Regions from separate parts of the Homo sapiens genome. Here region 1 is linked to region 2. Evidence: read pairs that join two places in POLR2A ChIA-PET (ENCODE). Cell type or tissue: OCI-LY7. All regions are shown on one strand. Each heading gives the region's core, and the rest is flanking DNA. Links, peaks and the distances in the headings are about the cores only.

Region 1 (7,455 bases), core at 4,258-6,757, 260 kb after region 2:
GTGGGAGTGGTAGTTGGGAAGGTTATGAATTAGAGTTGAAAATCTTATCTGAACGTGAGATTTACTTTCTAGAATTTCTGTACTACTGCCACCGGGAGAAGCTGGATCAGAATCATAGGTATAGGTTTTAAATAGTGTTCATGTCTAGCTCCAAATGAATGTGACATTTTTCTGTTAAAGAAATTCTGCTTCACAAAAATTCAAACTCACTAATAATGACAATAGGTGAAAATTTTAAAAGTGGGTGTAATAACTTATATAACAATAAATTTTTGCTTTATCAAAGGGGTTCTTTTAAATATCAGTTTCTCAGAAATGTTTAAAATACGATTGTTTATAGCTTTTGAGAAAGCATATCCCATTTTTTGCTTCTGTTGTAAAATGAGTGTGGGAATAAAGTCATGTGTGTATTTTAAAATTTTTTGTTTTGTAGGAAGACTTTTTCTTGGGGTATTAAAATGACTGTATTTGCAATGATTATTGGAGCCTTTGTAGCTGCCAGGTAAGATGTGGGCCTATGACTAGCACATTATAAATTGTCAATAATTATTGATAATAAATGATTGCTTATCAATAACAATTTTTTATTGCCTAAATAAGAATTATATCTTTGAAAAGCATCTAGAAGACTCTTGAAAAGGTTAAATCTTTTTGGCTGTATTAAGATAAAGGTTGACAAAAATAAGATTCTTGGGATTGTTAAAATTTAAATTGATGTAATTTAGAATTTGTTACTGTCGTTGTGCTGAGCACATAGCATGTGCCACACAATATGTTTGGCATTTTACACATCTTATTATGTATTCTTCACAACACCTCTGAGAGGTATGGGTATAATTTTCCTATTTTATAGTTGAAGAAACTAAAACTTAAGTTCAATAACTTACTTAAGGTCACAGAGCTAATGGCAGAGCTGAAATTTGAATCTGTGGCTTTCTTCAGAGCCTGTGTGTTTTTATAAACCATGTGGCATTTCTTTTTTTTTTTTTTGAGACGGAGTCTTGCTCTGTCGCCCAGGCTGGAGTCCAGTAGTGGGCTCTCGGCTCACTGCAAGCTCCGCCTCCCAGGTTTACGCCATTCTCCTGCCTCAGCCTCCCGAGTAGCTGGGACTACAGGTGTCTGCCACCACACCCAGCTAATTTTTTGTATTCTTAGTAGACACGGAGTTTCACCATGTTAGCCAGGATGGTCTCGATCTCCTGACCTCGTGATCCGCCTGCCTTGGCCTCCCAAAGTGCTGGGATTACAGGCGTGAGCCACCGCGCCTGGCCTGGCGTTCCTTAATTTTGCATGCTGCTAAAGAAAAGCATGTCTCCTCTTCTGTGAGGTGAGGAAAATGACTATGAAACATTTGCTTGCCTTTTCGAATAATGAACAATAACATTGCTTTAATTGGCCTCACATAAGATATGTCACAAATGCCATAACTTAGATATTCTATTAGGTTATTAAAGCTTTTCCCATTTTTCTTAAGTTTTAGTTTTAAAATACATGAGGAAAATGTATACCCACAGACCTAGAAAATTATAATGATGCTAGAAGTCTTCTACAACATTTTAATCAGCCCAGGGCATGCATATATGTATTTACTAATGCCACACATTCTGCCAGACATATGTTTTCCATCCAGGAGTTCCAGTGTACTTCTTGAATTGACTCATTTACCTTCATCACATTCCTGTAGTATAGGTGGAAGAAAATATTATCAGTCCAGTCCTGTTTTACAAGTCCAATCTCCAAGTAAAATTTCATTCTAAAAAAAAGAGAGTGGCGTAATTGGTTACTAGAAATTGGCTATATAGCTAACTGCTTTTCCTTCTATGTCATATTCCCCCCTTGGAGAAAAATTCTATGCTAGCCTCCTACCTTTCTTTTTAGAGGTGCCCTGCTAGTCTTTGAAACATTTCCTTGAAGCTGATGGGACCCAAAATTGTACCAAACAACAGGGGTTCCTCAGGGCTTTCTTGTGTCTACAAAAACTTCTGAAAAGGATTACTGTCTGGACCAGCCTTATCTGGTTAGACCCTTTGACTTGGAAAAAGATTGAAAGGAAGGGAACTCAGACCTCTGAAGTCAGTCAGAAGGTTGTTAGACTGCTTGGGGTAGGGAGTGTGCATTAAGTTAGTCCTGCCTAAAATTGCAGTGGCATAGAACTCATTAGATAAGTCTTGGCTCCTATACAGTATCTCTGCAAAATCAGAGTCTGTGCAGCCACTATTTTAGCTAGGGTGCTGAAGTATGCTGAAGGCATACCTTTCTCAGATTTTCATTTATTCTGTTTAATTTACTAAATTCTTATCTCGTGCCTGGTACTCTAAGTTCCAGAAATTTTCAGTTTCCCTAAACCCCCAAGTTATACTTCACAGGTTCATTGAGCTATTGTTTAAGTATTTGAGTTCCTGCTATGTGCTTAGACATTGTTCTAGCTTGATCTCAGAACTAACCATGATCCACACTTCAGAAATTTCACCCAGGGGCCCAACTACCTATGCAAGATAGTCCTACCTTTCATGTGGACCTTCAGAAAATGACTTGTTAATGGCCTCATCCTTTTGGTTTTCTTGTCTATGAAATTGAGCTCTGCCTGCTTCTGCCTGCTTCACAGATGTACTTAATGGTAATTTGGTGCTTGTTGTCATCTGGCTTTGAATGCAGAGCGGTGTGCTATTAAATGACATGAATGACCGTTGCTAATTATGTGTTTAAATGTTAGTGCCTCTTATTTCTGAGGAATCCCTTATTGAGGTGAAATTGCAAACTATGACCAGAAATCAAGAAATACTAGTAGCTGATAAAATGCCTAATATTCACTTCCCTAGATGAGAATATGTTCTTGTAAATATTTTAGCTTATATCTATTTAAAATTAAATGCATGTTCTTTAAGTTGTTCTTAAAGTGTTGCTTATGTTTTGCAGCTCTGACTTGGCATTTGATCTGGAAGGATATGCTTTTATTCTGATAAACGATGTCCTAACAGCAGCAAATGGTGCATACGTAAAACAAAAATTAGATTCAAAAGTAAGTAGCAATCTAAAGCTTTAACAGTTGTGTACTGATGTTGGCATGTCAATTCATAGGAGAAAAAGTGGGGAATAAAGAAAGTTCTTACTGGGGATGAGAAAGACATAGTGGCTCTCTGAGGGTAAAATTCCTGTACTTTAGTGTTCATATAAGAAACTTTATTTTTTAATTAATTAGCAATTAGGTTTTATTCCAGGCTTTTCTGGGATTGCGTGAATTTTGACTTCGTGTGGGGTAGGGAAAGTAAAGTGTGTTCACTGCAGTGTCTTTAAATGTTCATGGCTGTATTCTAGAGGACTTTCCGAGGGACCTGGGAGGCAGAAAGAGAACTACTTGGAAACCTTTGGGCAGACTTGAAGGGAAATGAATGTTGGAAGGGGCTGCAAAACAAAAATGGCCTTTATGTATTTGCCCTATAAATAATGGGAAATTTTAGGGAGCATTAGTATCTCTGTCTCTCTTAGGGGCAACACAGTGTTTCCTGGCCTTGGCTTTACCAGATATTGTTTATTTGTTTACTATATACTTTAAATATATTATTTTTAGATCAAGCCAGATTATTAGAAAGCTGAGTATTTGAATCATATTGCTTTTGCAACATTACGTTATGAGATTACATTACTGTAAGAAACACCTAAATGGATCTCAACTTTATATATCCTAGGGTGGCTAATTGAAGGAATTGTCCTTGATATCATAATGTATCCTATATGAGGACTCATATGAGATACTTATCTTAGATGTCACCATAGTTTTTCCTGAGCAGCTGGTACATTTTTATCTCATAATTACATCTTGTAACTGACCATGACTTTATCTTATTTTCCTACCCATATTTTCTCTTTAGTCAGATGACTTTAACTGCTTAGTTTTTAGTCTTTTCTATTATGTGTAGAATGTTTCTGAAACTACTTAAGTTCCTTTTTGGGAGCTTAGATAATAAATAAATACAAGTGTCCTACCTGCTTGATAGTACTATTAGTATTGAATTGATCTTGCCTTGGCCAGGGGCTTTGCCTGCTCCTCTAGAAAAGAAGTGTAGATTCAATGTCTATCCCAGTAGGTTTCATTATTTTGCAGATAGTTTATTTTTTTTTGTTTTGTTTTTGTTTTTGGAATAGGCTTGAAGAACCAAGGACGGTGTTGATTTGTTTCCAATCCATTTTCTTTAAATATGCATGTCTTGGCCTCCATTTATTTGCTTTGATGAATCTATATGATGGTTACATTTTAATGGAAGCTACTAGTAAGAATTTTTATCTTTTTAAAATAGCTAGAGAAAAGGTAGCAGTTAGTGATTGATCTTACTCTTTTCTTCAGCCCATTTGCTGCTTTGGAAAATAGATACTATTAATGACATTTTATTTGTCCAGCAGCTTCAGTTGTCTAAAACATCACTGTTAATAGAATTTTCTGTGACATTGGAAATTTATATTTCTGCTTTCCATTAACTGGTCATTAGCCATGCATGGCCCTTGAGCACTTGAAAATAACTGAGAAACTGAAATCAGTAGTTTTATGTGATTATAATTAAATTGAAATAGCTACATGTGGCTAGTGGCTACCATATTAGTACAATCTATAGTATATCCTAGAATCTAGAAAAAAAATCAAAGTTTCTGAGTGTTTTATTCCTAGGAGAGCCCTTCAGTTTCTCACTTAGAAATCACTATGACTTATTTATACTAGAACTTTTAAGTTCATTGATTACTTCTCCTAGCTCATATCTTATAAGCAACAAACTAGAAGGTAGAATTCTATTTAGAGGCAGAGAGGTTTACCAGCAGTATAAAAGGTCAGCTAACAAGAGAAACAGTCAGATTGTAAAAGACAGAAATACTGGAGAAGAAGAAAAAGATACAGGGTCTATTAAACAGCCGTAAGGGCAACACTGAATAAGAACATAATACATAAACATAATAATACAGATTTATGATGCGTAACAGTGTATCATAAGATGTAATAATACATGTTTATGATGATGCCCTAAATCTAGTTTCAGTCAGTGTACTTTAAGAAGGCAGGGAGAAAGACATTCAAAACAATTAAAATGTATAAAGAAAAACAGAAGTTTTGGCATTTAAGTTCTTGCTGTTTGTCAGTTACTGGATGATGTGTATTTGTGTGTATGTGTGCCTCCATGCATATCCTCTACTTCCTGGATAACACTCATGTCTCTGGCTGACTGGGCACCCTTCTTAAAGGTTGTCCCAGTATGGCTTTTTTTTTTGCTGCCGTACACATGAGGCACACCTTTACACTGATGCTTGTGGTGACCATAAGCAATCAGTTACTTGGTTTATCCCAGAGGCAGTAAGGCAGTACGGCCATGCTGAGGTGCTTTTTAATACATCCGGAGTTTTCTTGTTTTCTTTTGTTTTTAGAAGTAGAGAAACAAAAGAATGGCTACTCCATAGGCAGGGCAGCCAATCAGGAGTTTTATTACTGATAATATCAGGCTGCTTACAATTATAGTCCATTGAGTATGAGTCATATGGCATAAAGATTTTGTGCTGCATTTTAGACCTGAATGTGGCTATCGAATTTAAAACTTTTTAACTTTAAAATATTACATAAAATAATGCATGTTTATGATAGAAGTAGTAGAAAACATGGATAAGCAAGAGGAAGAAAACATAAATCTCCCTTAATACTATCATCGAGTGAGAAGCACTGTTTTGGTGGATATCCTTTATTTTGTATGTGTATGTGTGTGCACACTTATCTGTATGTTAAAATTTTAAGCAAAAAAGGGATGATATAGTTTCTAACTTGTATTTTTCACTTAGTACCATTTCTTGAACACCTTTTTAATGTCAATCAGCATCATTAAACATTTTTAGTGGCTGTGTAATGTTTCATTGTATAGCTAGTTATAGTCTAATCATCTAATCAGCTAGTTTTCCTTCGGGGTTTTTTTTTTTTTTTTCAGATGGAGTCTCACTCTGTCGCCCAGCCTGGAGTGCAGTGGCACATCAGCTTACTGCAGCCTGTGTCTCCTGGGTTCAAGTGATTCTTGTGCCTCAGCCTCTTGAATAGCTGGGATTACAGGTGTGCACCACCACGCCAGGCTAATTTTTGTATTTTTAGTAGAGACGGGGTTACTCTATGTTGGCCAGGCTGGTCTCAAATTCCTGACCTCAGGCGATCCGCCTGTCTTGGCCTCCCCAAATGCTGAGATGACAGGCATGAGCCACTGCACCCAGCCTAATCAGCTAGTTTTCAATTGTTGGGTATTTATTTCCAATTTTTCAGTGCTGCTTTTGAGAAGGCAGTTCGACTTTTCTCATCAGTCAGTAATCTTTCAATCGCAGGAGTTAGGCAAGTGTTATGCCCCCATCCTTACCACTCCCTCACTGTCCCCACTTCCCACCTCTCAAACCCTGGCCTGCATTTTCAGGAGACTGCTTCATGCTGAATGTCCCAGAAGTGTGTGAATCAAAGGTGGACTCAGAGTTCTTATAGGCTCCCTGTGTTTGAAGATGTGTGTTATCCTTTGTTGCTCCCTAGTAGCTAAGAACCCAGTAAGTCATATTGTGTTCTGGGAGCTGTAGTTATAGTAATCTTAATCTTCATTTTACTTCATGTACACGTTTTCGGAAATACTTCACTGAGAAGTGCTGTCTGTTGGTATTGGTCTAGGCCTGAGTCTGCATGTCTGAATCTGGCCATCTTTTTTTGTTTGTTTGCTTTGTGCTTTTTGTTTGTTTTGTTTTTGAGCCAGGGTCTTGCTCTGGTGCCGAAGTTGGAATGCAGTGGCACAATCAGAGCTCACTGCAGCCTCCCTTGGATTCCTGGGTTCAAGGGATCCTCCCACCTCAGTCTCCTGAGTAGCTGGGACTACAGGTGCACACCACCATTCCTGGCTAATTTTTTTTTCTTTTTAATTTAAGATAGGTTCTTGCTCTGTTACCCAGGTTGGAGTACAGGGGCACAATCTCGTTCTTGGCTCACTGCAGCCTTGAACTCCCAGGCTCAAGAGTTCCACCCACATCAGCCTCCCCAGTAGCTGGGATTTACAGGAACGTGCCACCATGCTCGGCTAGGTTTTTTTGTTTTTTTTTTTGAGATGGAGTGTCTCACTCTGTCATCCAGGCTAAAGTGCAATGGTGCGATCTTGGCTCACTGCATCTCCACCTCCTGAGTTCAAGCGATTCTCCCGCCTCAGCCTCCCAAGTAGCTGGGATTACAGGCACCCACCATCATGCCCGGCTAATTTTTGTATTTTTGTAGAGACAGTTTCACTATGTTGGCCAGGCTGGTCTTGAACTGCTGACCTCAGGTGATCTGCCTGCCTCAGCCTCCCAAAGTGCTGGGATTACAGGCGTGAGCCACCGCGCCTGGCTGTTTTTGTATTTTTTGTAGAGACAGTGTTTCACCATGTTGCCCATGCTGGTCTTGAACTCCTGGGCTCAAGCAATCTGTCCGCCTCA
Region 2 (7,455 bases), core at 1,653-4,152:
AAGTTTCATTTCTAAAAGTTATTACTTTGTTAGTTTTACTCATCTCTCCAAAGTATTAAACTTATAGGACAGCAACATAACTCCTGAATATATTTGTAGTGTTATGTATTGAAAAAGTTTATATAAAATTAAAATAGTGCAATACCAGATTCTCAGATTATGAATAATCTCCATAATTCTTAAAATGTAGACTTATACCTTCTCCACAACTGACATTTAACAAGCACAAACATTGTTTATAGAGGAACAAACTGGCCAGGCTCAGTGGCTCATACATATAATCTCAGCATTTTGGGAGGCTGAAGCAGGTGGATCACCTGAGGTCAGGAGTTCAAGACCAGCCTGGCCAAAATGGAGAAATCCCATCTCTGTTGAACATACAAAACTTAGCCAGGCATGGTGGCACTCACCTGTAATCCCAGCTACTCAGGAGGCTGAGGCAGGAGAATGGCTTGAACCCGGGAGTCAGAGGTTGCAGTGAGCCAAGATGGCACCATTGCACTCCAGCCTGGGCAACAGAGCAAGACTCTGTCCAAAAAAAAAAAAAAAAAAGATGAACAAACCACATGGAAATTGCCATGTCTTGGAGAGCAGCAGTGCGTTTTTGAGAGGTCTTTAGATTGCTGGATGCCTTGTTAAATGAACATAAAGGTTAAAGAGTAAAGTGAGACATGAGGTAAATTTAAAGCTGTGATAGCTGCAGGGTCCTACACAACATAAACTTTATTCACAAACTGGCTCTGCTATTCTTAGCAGCTAAATCTAAACATATGTTACAGGATTCACAGATTCCATCATGTCATGGCTGGTTACCTGATCATCAGAGCCAGAACTTTTGGTGGTGCAAAACTTTGGCAAGTTCTTATAAAAAGGAGAGTGATTTGCATAAAAGGCAAATTTCTCACAAACATTCCCACATAAAACCACACATATGTTCCTCATTTTTGTTGTCGTTGTTGTTTGTTTGTTTTTGGTTTGTTGTAGAGTACATCAACAGAAGCCCTATGAGAAGTACTCTGAAATGTGGATGTATAATCATTAAGATTCTTTTCTACATTCCACTCTTCTGGCTTCAAATGTCCTTTTTTTCCATGCTTCTCATACATAGAAAATACTCTGATTTCCCAAATGAGACAACCCAAAGTCCTGTCCAGTCATGGCATCCAGCTGAGATCCAAGCTCTCTGAAAAATGAGCAGTGGTGGCTACCTAGTGAGATATGCCTCCTCTGGGTCCACAGCCTATAAACAAACAAGTAAAAAACCCAGGTTACCTGCACCTCCCACCTCGCCCTGCCCCGCTCCAAGGATATAAAATGGTGGAACAGGGACAATGAATGCTCAGCTTAGGAAACAGAGAAGCATGTGACACACCAGAAGTCACTGGTCCAAAGTACCACTGTCTTCAGTGGTGAATGCATTAGTTTTTTTATTTTGGCCTGTAGGACCTCTGCTAAAGAGGCAGGAAGAATCTCAATTAAGTATCCTTTTCTACAAATCAAACACTGCAGAGTAGTATCAAATGTTAATAATATTTCCTTTCCCCTCCAGTCTCTCCTTCCCAAATAATAGTTTTACGAGAATCTTTCCACATTTTTCTTCATGCCTTTATAGACGTATAAAAGCGTTTTAGGTTTTTCTTTTATATTTAAGCCATACAGAAAATATATTCTAGGTTTAAACAAATTGAGCTATTCTATTTCCCTATCTGTCCATCCATCTATCTTTCGTTTTCCTTTTACCACATGACACAAACTTCATTCCATAATGCACGTAGTAGCGCTCTCATTTTTTTTCTTTTTTCCTCTCTCTCTTTTTTTTTTTTTTTTTTTTTTTTTAGACAGAGTCTCACTCTGTTGCCCAGGCTGGAGTGCAGTGGCACGATCTCAGCTCACTGCAGCCTCCGCCTCCTGGGTTCAAATGATTCTCCTGCCTCAGCTCTCAAGTAGCTGGGACTACAGGCATGTGCCACCACACCCTGCTAATTTTTGTATTTTGTATTTTTAGTAGAGCCTCGGCCTCCCAAAAGTGCTGGGATTACAGGCATGAGCCACCGTGCCTGGCCTCATTTTTTTTTTCAATAGCTACAAGTATTCCATACCATGCATGTACTAAGATTTAGTCAACCATTCTCTTATTTACAGGTCTTCAGGTTTCTAATTCCCACCTGCCCCCTTGTCTCCCCCAAAATGCAGCATATTCACCAAAATAAAAATATTCTTACACATATACTTGTACAAATATATGGTGCTTTTATTTGTGGGTAACATAATCTCACATGTAGCTTGTTGAATCAAAGGATATGAGCTTTTTCTCTTTAATGGATTATGCCACATTACTATCCAAATTATAGTAATTCATACTTCCACTAGCATGCCACATTATCACTAATAGTGAATGCTATAAATCTTCTGTAATTATCAATCTATCAATCTAACATGTAAAAAATGATATTTCATTGCCTTACACTGTGTATCTTTGACTGCAAACATCTTCTCATATGTCTGATAGTTTAAAAATATGTATTATTATTCATCTATCACAGTCTACCTTCAAATAGTAGGCCAGTTTATGTATAATACAAAAACTTTACAACAGTATGCTTCTATCCTTATATCTTTTGTACTATTTGATTGTACATTTTACTTTCATTTATGTTTTAAGCCCCATGATACATTATTACTATTTTTGCTTTACTTAGTTATCTTTTAAAAAATTAAAAAATATAAAACCCAAAATTTTCTATATTTCCTCATATATTTACAATTGCAAGTGCTATTTATTCCTTTGTATAGATCAAAGTTTCCAGCCGGTATCATTTCCCTTCAGCCTAAAGAACTTATTTTAATATTTCCTATAGGACAGGTCTGCTCTTGACAAACTTTCTTAGCTTTTGTGTTCTTAAAAATTGTTTTATTTTGCCTTCATTTTTGAAGAATTTTTTTTACTGTATGTAAAATTCTAGGTTTACTTCTCCTCCTCCCAGCATATTAAACATATTATTTCATAGTTTTCTGGCTTGCATCGTTTCTGTTGAGAAGTCAGTGTTAAGTCTAATCTTGCATTCCTGTAATTTTTTTTCTCTTAATGCCTTTCAGATCTCCTTATAATGGACTTTCAACTATTATATTATGATGTGCCTTGGTGTGGTTTCCTTTGTGTTTATTCTGCTTAGTATTTATTGAGCTTCTTGGATCTGTGGTTTTGTAGTTTTTGCCAAATTTGGAAAACTTTTCAGATTTATTTCTTCAGTTGTTTCTTCTGCCTACCATCGCTAGATTCTAATTACACAATTTTGGTGTGTTTGATACTGTGCTACAGGTCACTGAGGCTCTATTCACTTTTTTTTCAGTCCTTTTTTTCTCTGCTTCAGTTTGCTGATTGCTATATCTCCAAGTTCATTGCTTTTTCTTCTGCAGTGTCAAATCTGTGAAATCCATCCAATTAGTTTTTTACATAAGTAAGATATTAAAGTATTTTTCAGCTCTGGAAATTCCATTTATTTTTTATAGTTTCAGTTTCTCTTATTATTAGTTTTTCTCTTTAAATCCTTGAGATTTTTATAATAGTTGTAAAATCCTTGTCTGCTATTTCTGTTATCTCTGTTGTTTCTGGGTCTGTTTCTATTGCTGACTTTTCTCCTAGTTATGAGTCTTATTATTTGTGCTTCTTTGCCCATCTAGTAGCTTTTTTCTACTGAACCCTTGAGATTGTGAATGTTGCATGACCTGCAAAGCCTAAGATATTTGTTATCTGGCCCTTTAAAGAAAAGTTGCCGCGCCCTGCCCTAGATGTACAGAATTGGGTTGAGTAAAATTGTCAGTATACGGAGTTCACAGTACGCAATTGTCTTTTTAAATCCACATCCCCTTTTAATTTTTTGTTTTATCTTATTTTCTTTTCCCTTCATTTATCATTCATCTCAATGCTATTCTTCTTTCTACTCCATTGACACTCTTATTTATAAATATCTTCCCAATTCACATCCCTTGTGTTTATTTACATACATATGGATCTGTGATAAAATACATTGCTATATGCTTTAAAATTTTAAATAAATGGTAGTATGTTATAGATTTAATACTGCTTTTAAGTTTTTTCTCCATCAACATTATGTTTTTATAGTCAATCCATGTTGCTACAAGTAGCTTCATTCTTTCAGCCTGCTGCATAGCATTCCATCACCAGCATAAGCCACATTTACATGGCCATGCTCATATTGATGGGCTTCTAGGTTGCCTCCAATTCCTTGCTACCACAAATAATACCTTGATAAAAGAACATCCTAATGTATGTCCCTTGTGTGCATATCTGGGTGTTTCTATGAGGTGTGTATCCAGAAACAGAAGTGCTGGGTCATAAGAGATGCACCCACTCAATTGTACTAAGTACTACCACATTGCTCTCCAAAATTGGCTGTGCCAGTTGGCATTCATATGAGTACCACATAAAAATATGTTTGCCCACATCCTTTCCAGAATTTTGTCTTATCCAACTTTATTTGTTTCCTGTTGCTTTGCAACAAATTACTACAAACTTACTGGCTTATGGCCGGGTGCAGCGGCTCACGCCTGTAATTCCAGCACTTTGGGAGGCCGAGGTGGGCGGATCACGAGGTCAGGAGATCGAGGCCATCCTGGCTAACATGGTGAAACCCCGTCTCTACTAAAAATACAAAAAATTAGCTGGGCGTGGTGGTGGGCACCTGTAGTCCCAGCTACTTGGGAGGCTGAGGCAGGAGAATGGTGTGAACCCAGGAGGCGGAGCTTGCAGTGAGCCAAGATCGCGCCACTGCACTCTAGCCTGGGTGACAGAGCGAGACTCCATCTCAAAACAAACAAACAAACAAAAAAACAAAAAAACTTACTGGCTTACAACAATACAAACTTTTACAGTTCTGAAGGTCTGAAGTTTGAAATGGGTATGGTTGAGCTAAAAACCAACGTGTTGGCAGGGCTGCATTCTCTTCTGGTGCCTCTAGGAGAGAATTCTTTTTCTTGCCTTTCCTAGCTGCTACAGCTACTGGCACTCTGGCTTATGATGGCTTCCTTCCATTTGCAAACACAGCAATAGCCAGTCAAATCCTTCTCACCTCCTATTACTCTAACACTCTTTCTTCTCACTCCTTCTTCCATAGTACAAGAATGCTTGTGACTACATTGGGCTCACCTGAATAACCTCTCAATCTTGAAGTCAACTCACTAACAACCTTAATCCCATCTGCAGCCTTAATTCTCTTTTGTCATGTAACCTAACATATTCACAGACTCTGGGGATTAGGATGTAGATCTCTTTGGGAGGTCATTTTTTTTCTGCCTGCCACATGAACTTTCTAATTTTTGCCAATCTGTAAAGCATCTCAGTGAAGCTAAAATGCACAAAGAACTCCTGTACATTGATAAAGAAAAGAAAATGAATAGGAAATAAGTAATTGATAAAAATAGACAATTCATAGGCGGAGAAACCTGAAAGGCTAATAAATATATGAAAAGATGTTCAACTTCACTATTAATAATAGAAATACACATTAAAACTATACCGAGACCATTTTTGCAATAGTTTCACAGTTGTGCAACCATCACTACAATGAATTTTCTTTCCTTATTTGAGATGGAATTTCCCTCTTGTTGCCCAGGCTGGAGTGCAATGGCGCTATCTTGGCTCACTGCAACCTTCACCTCCCGGGTTCAAGCAATTCTCCTGCCTCAGACTCCTGAGTAGCTGGGATTACAGGTATGTGCCACCACACCTGGCTAATTTTGTAGTTTTAGTAGAGACAGGGTTTCACCATGTTGGTCAGGCTGGTCTCGAACTCCTGACCTCAGGTGATCCACCCACCTCGGCCTCCCAAAGTTCTGGGGTTACAGGTGTGAGCCACCGTGTCCAGCACAATCAATTTTAGAACGTTTCATCACCCCCAAAATAAATACAGTAGCCTTTAGTTATCATCCTTAGCCCCTCTCTCCCTGCACCCCACATTCTTGCAAAACAGTAATCTACTTTCTGTATCCATAGATTTGACTATTCTAGATAGTTAATGCAAATGAAATTATGTAATATGTAGTCTTTTGCAACTGGCTTATTTTACTTAGCATAACGTTTTCAAGGTTTATCTGTATTGTGGCGTGTATCAGTACTTCATTCCTTTTTAGAGACGAACAACATTCCGTTGTATTTATACATTGCTTTTTGTTTATCCATTCATCAGCTGATAGACATTTTGATTATTCTACTGTTTTAGTGGAATGATGCTGCTATGAATATTCATATACAAATTTTTCATGGACATATGTTTTCATTTCTCTTGAGTATATTCCTAGGAGTAAAATTGCTGGGTTAAATAGTATGTTTAAGTTTTCAAGAAACTGCCAGACTGTTTTCCAAAATGGCTGCATCATTCTAAATTCCTACTATCAGTAGTATATGAAGGTTCTGAGTTTTCCACAGCCTCACCAAAACCTGTTGTTATATCTTTCTGATTATAGCCATCCTACTGAATGTGAAGCAATATCTTTCCCTGTTTTATTTGCATGAGACCATTTTTTTACATATCATATTGATAAAGATAAAAACTTGAAAAAAAACACTGAGATGGAGAGAAAAATTGAGAGAAAACAGTACATTAACCTACATTGCTGGTGGCCATGTACATTAGCGTAACCTCTATGGAGGGCTATTGTTTTAGCTATCAAAATTTTAACTGCACATAACCTTTGACTTAACAATTCCTCATCTAGCAATTTGAACTTAAAATATTCTTGCACTTGGAAATGTGGAAAATGATGTATGTCCAGGGATTTTTGCAATAACATTGTTGGTACCAATTTCCATTTATATGGTGTTGGTTATATACAAGGAATATGATGCTTCACTTTAAAACAATGAAACAGCTTTATTTGTACTGATGTGAATTATCCCCAAGATATATTCATATGTGAAAAAAGTGAAGTGCAGATGAATGTTCTACTATGCTGTCATTTTGTAAAACAATAAGAAAAAGATATTTGCCTATGTATGCCTAGGATATCTCTAAAAAAATGCAAAAGAAAAAAAGAGTGACTGCCCCAGAAAAGGAAATTGGATGGCTGGGAAAGATGGGAGGAGATTTTAAAGTTATATTTCTTTTTGTATCTTTGAATTTTGAGCTATATGTTTGCTATACCTATTTTGTAAATAATGTTTACTTAAAATTTTTTACACACAAAATTCTGGCATTACTTATTATGTTAATTCTAACTTTGTTGTTTGTCATTATGATAAAAGAACTCTTTTGGTTACATTTTCTAATTGGGTGTTGCTGGAACCAAGGGACACTTTTTTTTTTTTTTTTTTTTTTTGAGACAGTCTTGCTTTGTCGCCCAGGCTGGAGTGCAGTGGCACGATCTCAGCTCACTGCATCCTTGACCTTTTGGGCTCAGGTGATCCTCCCACCTCAGCCTGGTGAGTAACTGGGACTA

The links. Peaks named below come from ENCODE experiments on the same cell type or tissue, not always from the same donor. Only the 100,000 strongest peaks of a DNase experiment are listed, where the experiment ranks them.
Region 1: POLR2A ChIA-PET joins it to region 2 with 5 read pairs; 2 of 35 experiments call an interaction of 5 or more read pairs at or near these places.

What each region holds. Positions count from the first base shown.
Region 1 is chr1:67,042,829-67,050,283 of GRCh38, reverse strand. SLC35D1 (solute carrier family 35 member D1) reads left to right here. Exons shown (of 12, transcript NM_015139.3): 6 at 434-502; 7 at 2,917-3,019. Among named protein-coding and RNA genes, the nearest start is that of SLC35D1, 7.6 kb to the left of the region's middle. In OCI-LY7, for the core only: no CTCF peak of the experiment used is centred there; a DNase peak (open chromatin) is centred at 5,213; H3K27ac peaks cover 1,147 bases.
Region 2 is chr1:67,296,493-67,303,947 of GRCh38, reverse strand. No RefSeq gene overlaps it. Among named protein-coding and RNA genes, the nearest start is that of IL12RB2, 7.7 kb to the left of the region's middle. In OCI-LY7, for the core only: no CTCF peak of the experiment used is centred there; no DNase peak of the experiment used is centred there.